Linked DNA regions of Homo sapiens: region 2 is linked to region 1. The links are chromatin contacts, found by Hi-C or POLR2A ChIA-PET in ENCODE. All regions are on one chromosome and are shown on one strand. Each heading gives the region's core, a stretch centred on a gene start or an enhancer-like site at or near the end of the contact. The rest is flanking DNA. Distances are from core to core; before and after follow the strand shown. Region 1 holds the start of POLD3 (DNA polymerase delta 3, accessory subunit). Region 2 has its middle 37 kb from the start of MIR4696.

The links. A loop is a pair of places that touch in the nucleus more often than their neighbours do. ChIA-PET counts read pairs that join two places held with the same protein, here RNA polymerase II (POLR2A). Pooled maps may share reads with other maps.
Region 2: a loop to region 1 is called in a map of dorsolateral prefrontal cortex, with 2.6 times the contacts of the local background. The contact joins the enhancer-like site here to the promoter of POLD3 in region 1. A Hi-C loop is called at or near these places in 1 of 168 maps with a recorded cell type or tissue (dorsolateral prefrontal cortex) and 5 of 50 pooled maps. POLR2A ChIA-PET finds 5 or more read pairs at or near these places in 3 of 52 experiments (AG04450, MCF 10A and WTC11).

Annotation. Positions count from the first base shown.
Region 1 is chr11:74,590,432-74,597,048 of GRCh38, forward strand. POLD3 (DNA polymerase delta 3, accessory subunit) reads left to right here and starts at 2,151. Exons shown (of 12, transcript NM_006591.3): 1 at 2,151-2,287; 2 at 3,630-3,685. The coding sequence starts at 2,228. RefSeq lists an enhancer at 1,813-2,446.
Region 2 is chr11:74,679,513-74,686,473 of GRCh38, forward strand. It overlaps the pseudogene RN7SKP297. Among named protein-coding and RNA genes, the nearest start is that of MIR4696, 37 kb to the right of the region's middle. Within about 2 kb of position 2,364, at least 14 of the 41 ENCODE cell types and tissues checked have a DNase peak (open chromatin) inside an H3K27ac peak, as active enhancers do; they include dorsolateral prefrontal cortex, where a contact is called at or near this core.

The sequences.
Region 1 (6,617 bases), core at 901-3,400:
GTGGTGGCGCATGCCAGTAATCCCAGCAACTTGGGAGGCAGAGGCAGGAGAATCACTTGAACCCGGGAGGCAGAGGTTACAGTGAGCCGAGATCGCGCCATTGCACTCCAACCTGGGGAACAAGAGCAAAACTCTGTCTCAAAAAAAAAAAAAATTATTATTTTTTGAGACAGGGTCTCACTCTGTCACCCAGGCTGTATGCAGTGGCATGATCAAGTGCTCACTGCAACCTCTACCTCCTGGGCTCAATCCATCCTCCCACTTCAGAACTGGGACCACAGACCACAGACCACAGGCTCGTGCCACCATGGCTTTTTTTTTTTTTTTTTTTAGTAGGGACGGAGTTTCAGTATGTTGCTCAGGCTGGTCTCGAACTCCTGGGGCTCAAGTGATCCACTTGCCTTGGCCTCCCAAAGTGCTGGGATTATAGGTGTGAGCTACTGTGCCTGGCACTGCTACCCTATTTTATTTTATTTATTTATTTTGAGGGGGGTCTCACTCTGTTTCCCAGGCTGGAGTGCAGTGGCACCATCTCAGCTCACCGCAACCTCGGTCTCCCAGGTTCAAGTGATTCTGCTGCCTCAGCCTCCCGAGTAGCTGGGATTACAGGCGTGTACCACCACACCTGGTTAATTTTTGTATTTTTAGTAGAGACGGGGTTTCGCCATGTTTGCCAGGCTGGTCTCGAACTCCTGACCTCAGGTGATCTGCCTGCCTCGGCCTCCCAAAGTGTGGGATTACAGGTGTGAGCCACTGCGCCGAGCCATTTTATTTTATTTTTAGACGGAGTCTCTCTCTGTTTCCCAAGCTGAAGTGCAGTGGCATGATCTCGGCTCACTGCAACCTCCACCTCCTGGATTCAAGACATTCTCATGCCTCAGCCCTGGGAGTAACTGGGACTATAGGCACGTGCCACCACGCCCGGCTAATTTTTATATTTTTAGTAGAGACAGGGTTTCACCATGTGGGCCTGGCAGGCCTCGAACTCCTGACCTCAGGTGATTCATCCCCCTAGGCCTCCCAAAGTGCTGGGATTACAGGCGTTAGCCACCGCGCCCGGTCTGCTACCCTATTTTAAACCACCACTATCTTTCACTTAAAAATCTCAGAATGTAAGTTACATGTGAACAGGCTCGGTTTATTATTGCTCATAGCTGCAGCCCCAGCACCTCAACACTCAGAATAGTATCTGGCCTTTCTCAGGATTTTGCTATGCTTTGAATGAATGCATGTCGCGACAAGCCTTTGAAGTAGGTACTGTTATTATTCCCATTTTATAGATAAGGAAATAGGCTCCTAGTGGCTAAAGAATTACCTAAGTTTACACAACAAACAGCAAAACCAGGATTCAAACCCAGTAAGTCTGACTCTAGAGCCCACTCTCTTACGCACTACACCTGCGATACTGAACTGCACCGGCTTATGCTGAAGTCAATTATTAAAGATTTTTGCGGGGGTGATACTAGGAGAAATTTGAGTTGAAATTCCCCAACCTGATAACTTTTCTCCAAGTTTTCCTGAGAACACAGCTCAAGCGCCTCTTCACAGTCTCCTAGGCACAACGATTTGGTTTCTCCCAAGTCTCTCTCATCCGCCTCTTCTCCTAACAATCCAGAGATAATGAACTCTTTTCCAGCAAATTCTCCTGCTTCTATCCGAAACACTCAGCCTCTCCTCAACCCCTCTGGAAAAACCTTCCCTAATTTCTCAACTCTGAGGGATTATAACAGGCAGTACTTTTCCCCAGTTGGCAGCACTACTAAAATTACTTGTTTTCAATAGTCTCCCCTTTATCCTGGCTTTCCCGGGTTTCATCACGCGCAGCCAACCTCGGTAGGGAAATATTATACCCAATGACATCTGTTGAGAGACCATATTCACTAATGTTTATTACAGTATAATAATAATTGTTCTATTTTATCGTTAGTTATTTTTGTTAATCTCTTACTGTGCCTAATTTATAAATTAAACTTTATCATAGGTACGTAGGTATAGGAAAAAACCAGCCAGGAGGCCCCGCACTTCGGTGTTTTCTACTAGCTCTGCCTACCTCCGTCTGCGCCGTCTCCCTGACTAGTTTGACCCTTCGAGGGCCGCCGTAGTGCGTCGCCTCCGTTGCCGGGGAAACGACCCGGGACCTGGGAGGGAGCAAAGACGTTTCCCGCCGGCGGGAGCTGTGGCTGTGATTGAGAGAGGGGTTAGAGGCGGGTCCCAGCGCTGCCGCACCATGGCGGACCAGCTTTATCTGGAAAATATAGACGAGTTCGTCACGGACCAAAACAAGATCGTGAGCAGCTACTACTGGGGAACGCGGGCGTGCGACCGGGGTCCTGGGCCCGGCTAGGGCGGCGGGAGCCTTGACCCTCTGTCTGCTTGTGGCTTCGTGGGGACCAGGGGAGACAGGTCCCCACGAGGGGACCTGGGCGAGCTCTGTGCCCCAGAGCGAGCGAGGACTCGTCGGGAAGGTCCTCCAGCACACACGGAAGTCCGCGTCCCTTGGGTGGGCGTGCTGGGAACAGAGCCTGGGGCTGGAGCCGCGGAGACCGGGCGCGGAGGGAGGGCCGTTGGCTGAGAGTTCTAAGGCGTCCCTACACCTTTCTTTTAAGGTGGTTGGCGTTTAAAGTTTTAAGTTTACAGTTGAGGAAATCGTGTCTTAACTGTGTTAAGTTACAAGTTGCGTAACCTCCAGATACTGTTTCCTCTTCCTGGAAATTTAAGCATTGATAGAGGTTTGATCCGCTTCACACGGGTGAGGAAAAGATCGAGCGAATTGATGGATGTGAGTGCACTTTGCAAACCGTGATGATTGAGTGCCTGCTGTGTGCCAAGGCACTTTAATCTTTACAGTGACCTCCCCGCACCCCATCCCAGGTCGGTGGTGGTATCCCGAGATGAGGAAATTGAAGCTGAGGGGCCAAATAACTTGTTTATTTGCGTTTGGTAAGGGATAGGCAGTTTTTCAACCTAGGTCTGTCCTCTTACTAATGCTTTCTTCTACATCACACTGCCTTTGCCTAACCTGTGCAAGTCTTCTAACTATTGGAAGCTTGACATTTGGAATTGGAAGAGACTTTGAGAGAAGAGAGTGCAGGCATCCTGGGTCTAGGAGGGATGAAGGCTTGATGCTGGTAGTTCCCAATCTAATCTCTTATAAAAATATTTACCCACTTTTTTCGTTTCCTGACCCCTGCACCACCTGTGCCCTTTAATGTTTGCATGGGTGCAACTTTCTTTAGAAGTTTCTGAGACATCACACTTCAAAGTCATCTAGCTTCTGAATGAGTTTTAGGATGGCTTTGGCTGGTGGCCCCCAAAAAAAACATCATGAGGAAAGGGCCTGAGTAAAACAAGGAATGTGAGGAAAATGAGAGTTTTTTCTGTTAGGTATGTTCAGCTTGTCTTTTTAGATTACTTTTCATTAGTTCATGAAACAAACTTCTTAGCATTTTTAAGATAAATAGGTCCTGCCTACCCAGATAGATAGTTCTTGGGAAAACTGCAGTGGCATTTATTGTAATTTGTAAGGCATAATCATCTAAGAATAGGAATCTTTAGCAACAGACCTTCGGGACTGATGTGCACTCTGGAGTCATCTAATAAAACATTTGAAAAATTTTTTCTTGTTACAGGTGACATACAAATGGCTGAGCTATACACTAGGGGTTCATGTTAACCAGGCCAAACAGTAAGTCCAATTTACTACCAATTTTAATCATATTGGAATTTTTTTTTGTTTTGTTATGCTTTGCTTTTAACTCTACAGATAGCCTACATAGATTAGAGCTAATTTGGTTTGCTGGCAATCATTGGTATTTCTTGGCTTGTAGCTGCGTAATTCCAATCTCTGCCTTCATTGTCATGGCATTCTCCCTGTATATCTGTATCTTTGCACGTCCATCTTATATGAACACCAGTCATACTGAATTACGAATCCACCCTACTCCAATATGACCTTGTCTTAACTAATTACATGTGCTATAATTCTATTTCTAAATAAGGTCACATTTTAAGGTATTGGGGGTTAGGGCTTTAACATTACCTTTTTGGAGACATGATTCAGTCTGTAATATGGATACAACAAGTTTTGTTTATTCATCATTAATGGACATTTGGGTTATTTCCATATTTTGACTGCTATGAATGATGCTGTTATGAACATTCATGTATAAAACATTCATCTATAAGTGTTTATATGAACATATATTTTCAGTTATCTTGGGTATTTGTGTTAGTCCATTCTCATGCTGCTATGAAGACACACCTGAGATTGAATTTATAAAGACGAGGTTTAATTGACTCACAGTTCCGCATGGCTGGGGAGGCCTCAGGAGACTTGGCGGAAGGCATCTCTTCACAGGGTGGCAGGAGAGAGAATGAGTGTCGAGCGAAGGGGGAAGCCCCTTGTAAAACCGTCAGATTTCGTGAGAACTCACTATCATGAGAAGAGCATGGGGGAACTGCCCCCATAATTCAGTTATCTCCACCTGGTCCGTCTTTGACATGTGGGGATTATTACAATTCAAGTTGAGATTTGGGTGGGGACACAGCCAAACTAGGATTGGAATTGCTGGGTCATGAGATAATTCTGTATTTAACATTTTGAGGAACTGACAAACTATTTTTCAAAATGGCTGCGCTTCTTACAGTCCTAACAGTATATGAGTATTTCAGTTTCTCCACATTCTGGTTAACACTAACACTGTTTTTTCCCTCAGACTTCTCATGGATGAACTCTTTTTTTTTTTTTTTTTTTTTTTTGAGATGGGGTTTCACTATGTTGCCCAGGCTGGATTTGAACTCAAGGATCCTCCCGCCTCAGCCTACCAACTAGCTCTACAGGTGTACATCACCACACCTGGCAAAAACTTTTTATTATGTCTTATTTTAACCATCCTAGTGGATGTGAAGTGGTATCTCATAAATTATGTTGATTGGCATTTTCCTAATGACTAATGTTGCTGAATATCTTTTCATATGCTGCTTGGCCATATCTTTGGAGAAATAGATATTCAAAATTATGCCCATTTTTGTCATTGGGTATTTTTGGTTGTTGTTGAGTTTTAAGAGTTCTTTATATATTCTGAATACAAGACCCTGATTGAAAAATTATTTGCAAAAATTTTCTCCCATTCTGTGGATTGTCTTTGTACTTTCTTGATGGTGTGCTTTGAAGCACAGACATTTTTTGTTGTTGTTGTTGTTTGAGACAGGATGTCACTCTGTTGCCCAAGCTGGAGTGCAGTGGTGTGATCTCAGCCCACTGCAGCCTTGACTTCCCTGGGCTCAGGTGATTTTCCCACCTCAGCCTCCCGAGTAGCCGGGACTACAGGTGCGTGCCACCACACTCAGCTAATTTTTAAATTTTTTGTAGAGATGGAGTCCCGCCATGTTTCCCATGCTGGTCCCAGGCTGGTCTTGAATTCCCAGGCTCAAGCCCCTGCCTTGGCCTCCCAAAGTGCTGGGATTACAGACATAAGCCACCATGCCTGGCCCATGGAAGTTTTTATTGCTGATGAAGTCCAATTTATTTATTTTTCCTTTTGTTGCTTATGCTTTTTTAAGTTTAAATTTTAAAATGATTAAATTTTTTTTAATCTTATTTTTTTTTTTTTTTTAGTAGAGATGAGATCTTGCTATGTTGCCCAGGCTGGTCTCAAACTCCTGACCTCAAGTGATCCTCCCACCTTGGCCTCCCAAAATGCTGGGATTACAGATACAAGCCACTGTGCCCGGCCTAAGAAGATTTTTTTTTTTCTTTTTTTTTTTTTTGAGGCAGAAGCCTTGCTCTGTCGCCCAGGCTGGAGTCCAACGGCGTGATCTCGGCTCACTGCAACCTCCGCCTCCCTGGTTCAAGCTATTCTACTGCCTCAACCTCCGAGGTAGCTGGGACTACAGGCATGTGCCACCATACCCGGCTAATTTTATTGTATTTTTAGTAGAGTTGGGGTTTCACCATGCTGGCCAGGCTGGTCTCGAACTCCTGACCTCAAGTGATCTGCCCGCCTCGGCCTTCTAAAGTGCTGGGATTACAGATGTGAGCCATCGTGCCAAGCCAAGATTTTTTAAATTGAGAAATAAAGTTGTATGTATTTATTGTGTACAACATTATGTTTTGAAGTATATATACACTGTGGAGTAGTTAAATCTAGCTAATAAATGTATTACATCACACAGTTATTTTGGTGGTGAAAACATTTAATGTCTACCATCTTTTCATTTTTCAAGAATATATCATCACTAACTGTAGTCACCATGCTATACAGTAGAGCTCTTGAACTTATTCCTGTCTAACTGTAATTATGTATCCTTTAGACCCACATCTCCCCATTCCCCCTCCCCTAACCACTTCAGCCTATGGAAAGAAAATTCTGCTTTCCACTTCCGTGAGATCACCTTTTACAGATTCCACAAATGAGTGAGATCATGTAGTATTTGTCTGTGTCTGGCTTATTTCAGTTAACATAGTCTCTTCCAGGTTCATCCATTTTGTTGCAAATGATAGGATTTTATTCATTTTTATGGCTGAATAGTATTCCATTGTGTATATACACTATATTTCCTTTATCCATTAATGGACATTTATTGATTCCATATCTTGGCTGTTGTAAATAGTGCTG
Region 2 (6,961 bases), core at 1,114-3,613, 89 kb after region 1:
AGAAAGGATCTGTTTGCTAGACCAGTATTTTGGATGCAAGGGGCACAGACTCTCTCAGGGCACCTTGGGAGTAGTTCTGGGGGACCTGTGTGGCCTGGAACTGGGGAAGGCTCAGACACCAAGGCAGCCCTCTGTGTGCTTTGTCCCCTCCACTCCCATTGGCCCAGTGCTCTGAGCCGGCCCCAGGCCAGATCCCTGGAGGGAGCACAGTGAGTTCATCACCTCACTGGCAGACTCTTCCCAGGGGCCTCCTCAGGCTCTGGGGGCCTGTGAGCTGGGACTCTCCCCACCTCTGGCTGGTCAGTGGCCTGCGCTGGGCAAAGACCTGCCCACACTGCTTCCGTGAAAGGGAATGGGGAGCCGTTTCATGAGAACAAAATATTAGGGAAGGCATGACTGCCAACATGGTTTGTGCCCTCAGGTTAGGTTTTGACTCTACTTACCCTCAGTGTTCCAGAGCCGGGCTGCCTCACAGAGCACACGCCTCTCTTAGGTCCAGCCCAGAGATGTGGCCTTTGCTCAGGTGTGGCTAGGGTGGAAGGGTCATCTCAAAATGACAATCATATGTTCAGAGTGGCCATTTTCATCCGATGGGGCTGTGCACGGAGGGGGCCTTCTAAGGCATGGAGAGCTCTCTGTGGCAGATGGATCTCCAGAGTCTGTGAGCAGAGTGGAACAGCTGGCTACTCCCTGGGCCCAGGGTCAGGGCCCTGTCAGCCCACAAGGTGTGTGATGGATGTGGAGACTTAGGCAAGCATTGCATCATGGTGTTCTGGAAAGTTCTGGGCAGCAAGCAGGGAGGTGTAGATGCGGGGATGTGCCCCTGGGGGCATGGGGGAATAGTTGGAGTGGATGTGCAGGCTCCACCTTGAATGAACCCACTGCAGAGAAGAATTCACCGTGATGCCAGAAAAAGAGGAGAAAGGAACACAGGTCCTCACCGAGGGTGAGCCTGGGGTGTCTACAGAAAGAACTCAGATGGGCACTTCCCAGGGGTTGTTGTGAGGGACCAGCACGGACAGGTGCCCTTGAGGGAGGTCAGGTGGCTTCACATCTACTGACCACTATGCCCCTCCCCTCCAGAGACCCTGATGGAGCCTGTGTGAGGGCGGGGAGGAAGACGACCGCTCTTGCTTTATTTTCCCACTCCAGGAGTGGGCATTTGTGTGTGGTCTGATGAATTCATGAGGAGGGCTAGGGAGGACTACTAGAAGCTACCCAATAGGGAGCAGCAGGGCTTCCCCATGAGCTCTGCGAGGGCAGGGTCTACCTATGTAATGTGTCCGGGTACGCCACCGAACCCAACCAAAAGCAAGGCACTGCAGCGGAATTGCGCGTTTCCGGTCCCAGGGCCTCCAGCGCCCTCTCAGCTCTCCTCCATGGTGGCATCCGGGACAGGAGACATTCCAGGAGCACATGACTAGCCTCCTACAGGCCTGTCCCCACTGACTCGGAGGCAACCCGGGGCCTCCTGAGGCAACATGGGGAGGCTCCGGCCCCAACTTTGCTGATGACAAAGTTCCGTGAGCCTCGGGTTCCTCAGCTGTAAGCTGGGAAACTGTGTTCCATTCTGTGAATTTATGTGAATGCACAGGAGAGCTCTGTGCACACAAGTGGGTGTTGCCATTAGCCTGGAAAGCAGGGGCCTGCCTGTCCAGTTCAGCTTTGTGAACCCAGTGTGTGGCACACAGTAGGTGCTCAGTAAAGCTTTTCTCAATAAACTGACAATGAAAAAGGAGCATTCTGAGAAACATTAATTATGGTCATTCCATCAGCCCGCAGACAGGGAGGCCCAGAGGCCTGGTGGAAATGGCATGAGGCCAGCAGACCCGTGTGGAGGGACCTGGGGCAAGGCTCAACAACTTGGGCCTTAGTTTTCTCATGTGTCCAATAAAAGGGTTGGACAAGGTGAGCTTTTGGGTTCCTTCCTGGCTCTGAGGTCCTGAGGATTTGCTGTGGGGGTGACCATATGCCCACCCCCATCTGGGTCTATAATGATCATGGAACCACGCTCCTGGCCCTGCCCTCCTCCCCGCAGGCTTTCCTTCTTCGTCTTGGCACTTTCATTTGCAGGAGTTTAAATGCTGCTTTGGTCTTCTTTCATACATTTGTGTCCTTCCCCCAACCCATTTTGAGAGTTCCCTGTGGGCAGTGCTGTCTCCTCAATCCACCTTATCGCCAAGACTGTCTTCCTCCTGACATCGCACATCCTCCCTCTCCCCCTCATCAGTTTGGGACAAGCCCCATCTTCACGAGGGTCTCTCCCCTGGATCCCACCTAAGGCTGTGGCTGCCCCGTCCCCTGGGGGAAGAGGGCAGAGTGACATGTCTGCTGACAGACTGATGGCCCATGCTCCAAGGGGAGCAGGCCAGCAGCCGCAAAGGTGCAGTCTGTGCCAGGTGGGCCTTGCCAGCCAGAGCTATTTTTAGAAGCCATGTTTGCAGAGTTTGTGTTAATAGTGTCTCTGTCCAAGCTCTGGCTCCCAGGTCTTAGGGAGGGGGAGAGCCTTAGAGAAATCCTCCCTCCCGCCTTGTTCTCCTCCTCACAGGTGGCTGGGATCAGTGGGGGACTCCTATCCAGGTCGAAGCCCTCCCAGCCAGCCATCTGCAGACACAGGGCAAATAGGGGCTGGGGGGCTAGCTCGAGGGAGGAAGAGAGGCACAGAGCTGAGGCTACCAGAGAACCAGTCTCAGAAGGGAGGCAGGACCCCCAGCCACAGGACACTCCATCGGTGCCATGTCACTGGATGGACACTGTCAGCCGCCTTATCAGTCACCTCCTTAGGCAGTGAGCCTGGGCCCCCATCGGGCTTCTGTATTTCTCTGACCATGCCCACTCTCATCCCAAGACCTCCAGCCAGGCCTTGACTGAGCTCTGATCTGGAGGCACCAGAGGAAATACTCCCCAGTGCACCTTCCTGGGCCTGTTTATGAAGGGAGGGACCTGGTAGCTGAGAGGGGGGCAAGCTGATACAGTCTCGTCCTCAGGGCTCTGAGTCAGACAGAAAGGGCCAATGCCTTGAGTGCACCATTACCACTGTGATGGGTATGAAGAAGTGATGGGTGCTGGGAGGGTATAACTTGCTCTGAGCTGAGAACTGAAGGATGAGTGGGAATCTCAGTGAAAAGTGAGTGAAAGACAGAACCACAGGGTGGGTGCAAGTGCAAAGGCCACTAAGATTTGGTGATTCAATGACTATAGAAGCCAGGAGATTCTTCCAAACATGGGGGCTCCCAAGGAAGAAGCTCCTATCTTTTCTTGGTTCCCACCCATCCACAGAGACCTACTCCTCTGCCAGCACTGGCAATACTCGGACCCCACCCCCAATGCCCAGTGCAGCCCAGAAAAGGCTTTCCTTTCAGGGCAGTGCCACTCCCGCACACTGAGGGACCCTAATGGCCCAAGCTGGAAGGAAGCTCAGAGGGCCCCCACTGGTTCAGTCTAAGGCTCCGCTTCAGTACCCCGGCGATGGGAGTTCACTCTCAAAGCGCAGCTTGATAGGCAGTGAGCGGGCTCTGAGCAGGAACATTCTCCCCGATACACCCACCTCCTGTGACCCAGCTGCCCCGAACCCTGCTCTCCCTCTGCTGGACTTTAGGCCTTGCTCTTTCCTTTAAACCCGTGAGACCTTGGGCAAGGTGTTCAACCTCCCTGGGCCTCATCTGTAAAATGGGGATATTAATAGAGCCGGGAGGATGACATAAAACCAAGTGGGAGAAGCCTCGGTCCAGGCCCTGGAATACAGTAAGCGCCCAATAAGCGTTCATTCCTAGTGACACCGCTATCATCCTGTGAGAGAAAGGGAAGCTGAGGCCCTAGTGGGCAGGGCTTTGCCCAGGGTGGCCCTGGGTAGCGAGCGCGGCCGGGCGGGCGCCGTGGCCTCAGGGGCCCTCCCCGGGCTGGGCACCCCCACGCCGCCCGGGCACTGCTCGCGGCCGCGCTTTACAAGCGAAAACAAACACGGCCACAAGCAGCCCCTGTGCGACGCGGCCCCGCGCCCGCCAGCGCCGCCGCCGCCCGGTCAAAGCCGGCTTTGTGCCCGTCCCGCCGCCCCCGCGGCCCAGGCGATTTTAATTAGCGTCTGGGTCTGCGCCGGGAGATGGGAATCAAAGCCCCCGTTCTTCCAGCGCCCCCACCGCGGCCCCCACCGCGGCCCCCGCCTCTCGGATCCCCGCGGCTCCGCGCACCCCTGCTGGCAACCGCGGGAAGTGGAGCCCTCCAGGGGCAGCTGTTTGGAGTTCGAATCTCGCCTTTTACAGCAGAGGAACCTGGGGCAAGTTACTGACGCTCTGAGCCTCCGTTTCCCCATTATTAATAGCGCTAGCCGGAGCCAGCCCTTAGAGTATTGCTGGGAGGTTTACATAAGAAACAAAAGGTCAGCAGGTATTCTAGTCCTGGGGCAAGGGACAGAAAGCCTTTCTGGGGGCAGGGGGCTGCGTCTTAGGTGAGGTTGAGGAGGGGTCCCCCGGTACACAGGAAAAGGCAGCCCAGGCAGAGGCAACGGGGGAGTAAAACTCAGGTGCGTTGCCTTCTCTGGAGCTGGACCCGGGAACCCGGGCAGGGGAGGCCGACTTCCACCTGTGTGACGGGGAGCCACGGGAGGGGTTTGAGCTGGGCCGTGAGAAAGCCAGCTTTGCTTTTTGGAAAGTTCACTTGGGCTGCTGTGTAAAGGAGGGGTTGAAGGGCTGAGGCTGGAGGCAGTGACTTGATGAGGCCTGAGTTGGGCTGAGGCACCCCCAGAGGAAGGGGCAGGAGGAGGCCCTCACAGGTAAGGCTGCATCATGGGCAGCGTTCTCCCACTGAGGTTGGGATCCTTACACCCTTGAGGGTTTCTTGAAGGATACTCTGGCCCTGAGTCACCAGGGTGCTTGTTTAAAAAGGCCAGTTGATGGCCCCACCTCACATCTGCTGAATCGGAACCCTTGGGCTTGGGGCCTTGGAATCCACAGCCTCATGCTGATTCTGTTACATGAATGAGGATGAATGAGCCATAAACTAGGAAAAGTATAATCGCTGGTCCCCATACTCCCAGCACCAGGACTGAAGTGAGACATTTGTTCCCATCACTGGGCCTTGTTACCCTCACAGGCCCGCATGTCTCCCAATGGGCCTCAGTTTCCTCACTCATAAAATGGTCATGACCTCACATCAACCCTTCCTCCTAGGGATATGGGAAAATCACAGGTGCCCTTGAGTGGGAAATGCCATCAGAGGCAGGAAGACCCCTAAACAGTCCTGTCTTCCACACACTGCATTCACCCTCTTAAAGGCATTTTTGTGCATGACTGCTGCTGCTCAGCACCCTTTGAGAGCTCCCTGTGGGCAGAGGAGTGGGGTCACTGGAGTGTGGCTCCCCACTGTCTTCAGAATAAAGCTCTGACCCCTCAGCCTCGTGTTCCAAATTGGGACCTGGCTACATCTCCAGTCTCCTTTCTCAGTGCCCCCAAAACTACCCTCCACCCCTGTTCAATCCCAAACACCTGTGCTTTCCTGCAGCTTTGACTTTGCTTAACCTGTCCCCTCCTTGGAAATATACTTTCTCCCCTCCCTCTCCCCCATTTTCAAATAGCTATATGTTGTTATTTCTCTATGACTGTGCCCCACCCTGCCCCAGTAGGGGTGCTCTTTGTCTCCTGTGAACTCCTTCCGTACTCTCTAGTCCTCTGCTAAAGCACTGACTGCCTTCTACACTGGTTAAGATCTTGGGTTTTTGATGTGAAGACAATCTGGCTGTGACATCTGTCACCTCAATGATCACAGGGTTGATTTGGCCGGTCTGGCTGGCTAGGCGGGTGTCCCCTTCCTCCCTCACCACTCCAGTGCATCCCTCCTGAAGCTGCATGCTTGGTCAAAGAGGATGACCTTCCTGATACAGGAGGACCATCCCTCTGTCAAGGGTATATGAGGAGCTATGCTCCCCTACTAGAACCTCCAAACAAGCTCTAAAGATCTTGGGTCTTGGAGATTTATAAATCTAGTTTGTGGCCCTGACTCCAGTACTGTGTGACCTTGAAAAAGTTCCTTAACCTCTCTGAGCTTCCATTTCCTCCTTGTATTTTCAAGGAAATTTGGGGACATAAGGAAGGGAAAGTATTTGGAGCAGTGTCTGGGCAGTGCAGAGTAACAGATAAGAGTGCAGGCTCCTTCTTGAAAGGGGAAATGGGTGAAAAAAAAAAAAAGGAGTGCAGGCTCTGAACTACAGTGCATGGGTTTGAAACCACACTCCGCGTTCACTCACTGGCAGTATGATCTTGGGTAGCATTACTAAACTCTTCTTTGCCTCAGTTTCCTCAACTGTACAATTTGGATAATAATAGTGTGGCAGACAGACCCTAGTATGGCACCCATAATGTTCACACCCTGTATTATCCCCAGTTTTTGAGTGTGAACAAGACCTGTGATTTGCTTCTGACCGCTGGAACACGGCAAAGGTGAAGAGATTTTGCAGATGTAATTAGGGTTCCAAATTATTACATTCTGAGTTACTCAAAAGGGAGATTATGCTGAGTGGGCCTGATTTAGTCAGGGAAAATTCCTTAAAAGAGGAACTGTACCCTCCCTGGAGTCAGAGACTCTGAGTTCTGATTTTGAAGAAGTAAGCTGTTGTGCTACAAGAAGGCCTAGGAGAAGGCCACGTGGCAAGACTGTGGGTCACCTCTAGGAACTGAAAGTGGACCCTGGCTGACAGCCAGCAAGAATACCAGGGCTTCAATCCTGCAACTGCAAGGAGGTGAATTTTTCCAGCTTAAGGGAACTTGGGAGTGGATCTTTCCCCAGTCAAGCTTCTGATGAGACTGCAGCTCTAACTGATGCCTGGATTGTAGGCTGGTGAGACCCTGAAGCAGAGAACTGTCTGTTCCCAGGCTTCTGACCTACAGAAGCTGTGAGACAATAAATATGCTAAATTTGTGGTAATTTGTTACTCAGCATACAAAATTAATACAGTGTCCACCTTATAGGG